Regions from separate parts of the Homo sapiens genome. Here region 1 is linked to region 2. A link is a contact called in ENCODE Hi-C or POLR2A ChIA-PET data. All regions are on one chromosome and are shown on one strand. Each heading gives the region's core, a stretch centred on a gene start or an enhancer-like site at or near the end of the contact. The rest is flanking DNA. Distances are from core to core; before and after follow the strand shown. Region 1 holds the start of AMOTL2 (angiomotin like 2). Region 2 has its middle 20 kb from the start of LINC02004.

What was found. A loop is a pair of places that touch in the nucleus more often than their neighbours do. ChIA-PET counts read pairs that join two places held with the same protein, here RNA polymerase II (POLR2A). Pooled maps may share reads with other maps.
Region 1: a map of PC-9 shows a loop between it and region 2 (4-fold over the local background). The contact joins the promoter of AMOTL2 here to the enhancer-like site in region 2. A Hi-C loop is called at or near these places in 12 of 168 maps with a recorded cell type or tissue (A673, Caco-2, MCF 10A and 8 more) and 8 of 50 pooled maps. POLR2A ChIA-PET finds 5 or more read pairs at or near these places in 23 of 52 experiments (A549, A673, AG04449 and 18 more).

Annotation. Positions count from the first base shown.
Region 1 is chr3:134,373,088-134,375,787 of GRCh38, reverse strand. AMOTL2 (angiomotin like 2) reads left to right here and starts at 1,341. Exons shown (of 10, transcript NM_016201.4): 1 at 1,341-1,446. RefSeq lists enhancers at 1-481, 482-1,281, 1,282-2,081.
Region 2 is chr3:134,332,172-134,334,871 of GRCh38, reverse strand. No RefSeq gene overlaps it. Among named protein-coding and RNA genes, the nearest start is that of LINC02004, 20 kb to the right of the region's middle. RefSeq lists enhancers at 1-547, 548-1,400. Within about 2 kb of position 1,276, at least 9 of the 41 ENCODE cell types and tissues checked have a DNase peak (open chromatin) inside an H3K27ac peak, as active enhancers do; they include IMR-90, PC-9, right lobe of liver and 1 more, where a contact is called at or near this core.

The DNA.
Region 1 (2,700 bases), core at 92-2,591, 41 kb before region 2:
GGTGGACAGGGGCCTGACTGCCCCCACCTCACCCCAACTGACTTGTAGAGAGGGCTTGTGTGATGGGGAACGGGGACAGCATGTGTCAGAGCGAGCTTTCTGAAGAAGGGGTTTCCATCTAGCAGTGGAAGTGTCCTGGGGGCAGAGGAGAGGATTCCATGCAGGAGCCACAGAAGTGGGTACAGGGGAAAGCCCCTGGCTGGCAGGGGTGTAGGGGGAGGTAAAGAAGAGACTAAAGCAAGGACAGGGTAAGTGGAGAGAGGAGGGCTCCCAGTGTCTGCCCTGTCCATCTAGGGAGCCTGGATTCTGATAGCCAGGGAGGGGTTTTGAGAATGAGAAACCAAGCAGCCCAGTGGTTGATTACCTGGTTCTCACTGTGTGTGACTCTGGGCACGCTGCTTAAGCTCTCTGAGCCCTGGTGTCCTCATTTACAACACAGGGATGATAACAGAACTCCGTTGGAGGGTGCTTGGCAGGGCTGAATCGGATGACTGGGCGAAAAGCCAGCGGTGGCACACCTTGCACTCTGCGTAAAGGGGCGCCTATTATCACCTTGGGGAAGAACTGGACAGAGCGCCTGGCGGCGGGTGATTCAGTTGGGTAGGTGGGTCAAATTGACCGGATTTTCCAACCCAGATTCACACTTCCTGTCGAGACGGTCGTAAAATAGCTGGCGAAGGTGTTTGTAAACAAAAGTGCATTCAAAGGTTGCCGCTGGGGGTGAAAACAGCGGGGGTTAGGGGAAAGAGGCTCTGTGGCTGGAAGCATTCACTTAGCCCGGGGCACTGTCCCAGCCCAGAGGATATGGATGTCTTTGCAGTCCCTCCTCCCTTTCCCACCTCCCCCGGTACACACACACGCACACACACACACACACACACACACAGCCGGAGTCCCCTCCCGCAGCAACCCCAGGACACGCGTGGTACAGCCCTTGCTGTCGTCCCGTCGATGGGTTTAGGGATGAAGGGTGAGAGCGGGTCGGCGACTGGGAGTGGAGGCGATAATGGGCAGAGTTGGATTAAATTGTCTCCAGCAGCTCCGAAGGCAAAGCATGGGGCAGGGGCGGACACACCGCGGCCTGGAGGGCGCTGGGCGCGGAGGAACGGAGCTCGGGGGCCGGGCCGGCGCTCGGCCAGCAGCGCCGCCTCCCCGGAGGAAGGCGGGGGCCGGGAGGAGGGAGCGGGAGAAGGCGGAGGGCGGAGGAGGGCGGTGCGCTGAGAGGTTATTTGTGGTTCGCTTTGATCCCGAGGGGGAACCTGAAACTCTCACATTCCTGGCATAGCAGCCGCCTCCGGCGCGGGCCGACCCTGGGGCTGCGCGCTGGGGCGCGAACAGCCAGAGCGTCGGCGCCACGGCCGAGAACACATCTTCGCCGCCGAGCTGAGCTGGGCCGAGCCGGAGGTTGTGGTGTCTGACTGCGCTGGGCACCCTCGGGCCGCAGCGGTAAGGAAGGCCGCTCGGCGCTCGGGAGAGCGCGCGAGGCCACAGAAACGTGCCCCAGCCAAAGCTGGAGTCTCGGCGCAACCCGGCCTTTTCCGGGAGTCGGAGCCTCGAGGATCGAGCGTCCTCGGGGCGCAGTGCGCCCTTTCGAGGCAGCCGCAGTGCCTGGCAAGGGCCGCTCTGCCCAGGGAGCGCAGCGCGCTGGGCTTTGCGGGGCTCTAGAAACGCGCGGGTCTCTTGGGGCTGGGGGAGAGGGGAGAGGGCCGACTCCGGAGACAACAGCCACAGTGTTTCGGGTTGCAGGTCGGCGGGGGTGGGGGTGGCGGGGGACAGGGATGGAGGCGCCGCTTGGAGCTCAAGTTGCAGGGTCCTGCGGGCTGATTTGGTTAGGTGGGGGTTACAGGTGCCTTTGCCCCCAACTAGTCCAAGAATTCCTCTTTGTCTTCCTTGGAAAATCCTCTCTGGAGCCACGAATTGGCCCTCACTTAGAAAGAATGCAGCCTGCTGTCCAGCCCGGTGACGTCAGCGTTAGAGTATTTGGAAAACAAAGAGGGCTCGAGAGGGAGGGAGGCGGACCCGCGATGCTTAAAGACCTCTCCGGGCCTCGGGCTACCCTCACCGGCTCGCCCCAGGCGTACCAGCGGCCACCGGTGCTCCAGGTCCGCCCGGGCTCGTGGTGGGGCGGGAGCCCTGGCTGGGGTGCCAGAACCTCCTAGCTTGGAGACTGTCTTTGGTTCCTTAGGCGAGCAGGAGCCCAGGCCAAGGCTGGAGACGCGCGCTGGCTTAGAAAGGCGGCCTTCAGAGAGCGCAGCGGGCGAGTGCAGCAGAGGTTCGCGGCCGGGGGCGCGGAAGCAGGTTTTTGTAAAGGCCCAGGCGTTTGATGTCTGAAAGGACGTGAATCTGAGGGGCTTGGCCGGGACAAATTCGCGATGAGAGGCCTTGGAGATGTTCCTTGCTCCCAGTCCGGGCACACTATGGAGCGCCTGGAATCTGTCAGGAAGGCTCCGCATTCCTTCCTGCCGCTCCCCTGCCTTCTCTGTGGGAGTCGGCCCAGAGAGTGATTATCATAGGAAATGCCCGCAGATAAAACTCCAGGGCGAACTGAATCCCATACGAATTGAATCCCATTTGCTTGCTTTGCCTCGGGTAGCTCTGGAGTCTTGCACATCTACCCCTCGTTGTGTGTGGGGGGCGCATGACTGGGTGCCAGGAAGGATGGGTACAGAGGTGCCCTCCAGACTCATCCCCCACTCCCCA
Region 2 (2,700 bases), core at 27-2,526:
GGATTTGGACTGGAATCTGGAGCTATCAGAACCATAGAAGGTACTTGAGACAGGGATGACTAAATCAAATTCACAAACAATTCTAGCCTGGATTCACTGCCAGCAGAAGGGATTCCAGGCATTTCTTCCTCCCTGTGAGCTCAATTCACTCCTGCTGCAATGTGCCAGCTCTGACACAGCCCATGCCACCTCCTGCCTTGGCCACCCTTCCCGCAGCCTCCTTGGCCTGGCATCTCTGTCATCTCTGCTTCCCTGCAAACTCCTGTGGACAACCTCACATTGTCCTCGCTGAGAACCTTGCACCAGGCTCTTTCCATTGTTCCTGTGCTCACTGCAGGCTCCTCAGCTAAGCCATCTGTGGCCACCACCTTTCTGCTCACCAGGGACTGTCCCCAGTGCCTTTAAAGAAGGGTGGTGCCTCTGGGGCACAAAGCAGTGGCTGGGGCATCAGGAAAATGCTGGCAGGTGCCCCCCTACTCCAGAGAACACAGGATGGCACTCTTTCCTTAGTGCAGTCTGCTCTCCATCCCAGCTTTCCTGGAGCCCATCCCTGGTTTTTGGGAAAGGGACACGTTCAGCCAAACCAGAGACTAACCCTCAGGGTTACCCAGACCAGGATACTGGATGCTCATTTCACTCCCAATAGGCAGATGCCAAAAGTTGCCTGGAGGAGAGTGTGGAGACAGAAGAAAGGGGCCTGACTGTCAGCATTAGACCACAATAATCTGCCGCCCCTACCCCATCCTTGGGACTGTGAGGGATCCAGATGGCTGGGCTAAGGCTGCTGTTATCTCTGCCTTCTGGGCCGGGCTGGGACAGGACTGGCTTCCTTCAGGGCTCTTACTGACACATCTTTTCTTTGATGGGCTAATTCTGTGATATGGTTGTCCTTGGCCTCAGAGTGGTGACTTTTCCTATCCCTGCTGGGATCCTGGGGATGGGGTCGCTGTGATCAGCCCATGACAAGCACTGCCCCCTCCAAATACCTAACATGCTGTAACATGCTCTTGGAATTCTGTCTCCCTTGGCTTCCATGAAGGGTCAAAAGCCTCAGAATCTTGTGAATCTGCTGTTTAACTCCCTGCTGGCATGTTAGGTATTTTTACAATTGTTCTGAAATCCCATTATCTCAGCCTTCTGAACAGGCTCAGTGTCTCGTGCTGACTGAATACGTGACTGGCCACCAATCCTCCCCTGCTGGCCTCACTCGGGGATGCCAGAGAGCCCTGGGCTGCGGGCTCCCTAAAGCCTGCTCCTCCGACTTCAACACAGTCTCTTTTCCTGAGGCCAGGGCCGTGGGAAAAGCACAGTGATCGCAAAAATAGAATGGAATGGTCTTGGCCACACTGGATAATTGTAAACACAGAATGATGTTTCAAAGAAAAACAAAAGTAAAAATTATAGAGTTGATGAGCTGGGAGGAGCTCAGTTAATTTTACTCATTCTCTGTAGCCAGCACTTCCCACAGGTGTAATTTTACACTTACCTGTGTTATTATTTGTTTAATTCATTCAACAAATATTTATTGAGCACCCACTATTCTAGATGCTTGCACTACATCCATTATCAAAGCAAAGACCCTGTCGTCCAGGGGCTTCCATTCCAGAGGATTGGTGGGGGAGGTAGAGGACAGCAAACAATTGACTCATAAATCTCAAAATGACAGAGCATGTAAAAGGGGATAAGTGTGGCCGGGCGCAGTGGCTCACACCTATAATCTCAGCACTTTGGGAGGCTGAGATGGGCGGATCATCAGATCAGGAGTTCGAGACCAGCCTGGCCAACATGGTGAAACCCCGTCTCTACTAAAAATACAAAAAAAAAAAAAAATAGGCATGGTGCCGCGTGCCTGTAATTCCAGCTACTCAGGGGGTCTGACACAGAAGAATCGCTTGAACCCGGGAGGCAGAGGTTGCAGTGAGCCGAGATTGCGCCACTGTATTCCAACCTGGGGCAACAGAGTGAGACTCCATCTAAAAATAATAATAATAATAATAATAATAATAATAATAATAATGTGTTAAGTGCTAGAGAAACAGAAGCCTAAGAACAAGTAAAGCATTGCTGGGGAGTCGGGAGGTTGTAGCTCTCAACTGAGTGAGCAGGGGCAACCTCTGTGGGGAGCATTCCAGAAGGAGCAACTAGCAGAGGCCTGTGGGAGGAACAGGCAGGAGCCAGGCAGCTGGAGCAGGGCAGAAGGGAGTAGGGGGAGAGCAGGGCAGAAGGGAGTAGGGGGAGAGCAGGGCAGAAGGGAGTAGGGGGAGAGCAGGGCAGAAGGGAGTAGGGGGAGAGGAGGTCGGGCGGGTACCAGCCTGGTCACTGGCTCACTGTAAGGCCTTGGACTTTTATGAGAATGAAACGGGAGTGCTGCAGGGAATGGGAATGGTGTCTTGCGAGAGCCCCGGGAGGGCAGGGTCTGCAACCCAATGCCTAGAACAGGGCATGGCACCTGGCAAGAACTCAAAAATTCCACTGGAATGAATGAACGAATGAATGAATCCAAGCAGGAGACTATGCCCACACCTCCCCAGAGAGATAGCACTGTAGGTACATTTGGAAGAATAGACTTCCAATCTGGTCCATGTATCTGAAACGGAGCTTCGTATCCTTATCAGCTGGGGAGTTTTCTAAATCCTCATACCCAGGCCCCTTCCCAAAACTCTTAATTATCAGGCTGGATGAAGGAGGGTCCTGAGAGGG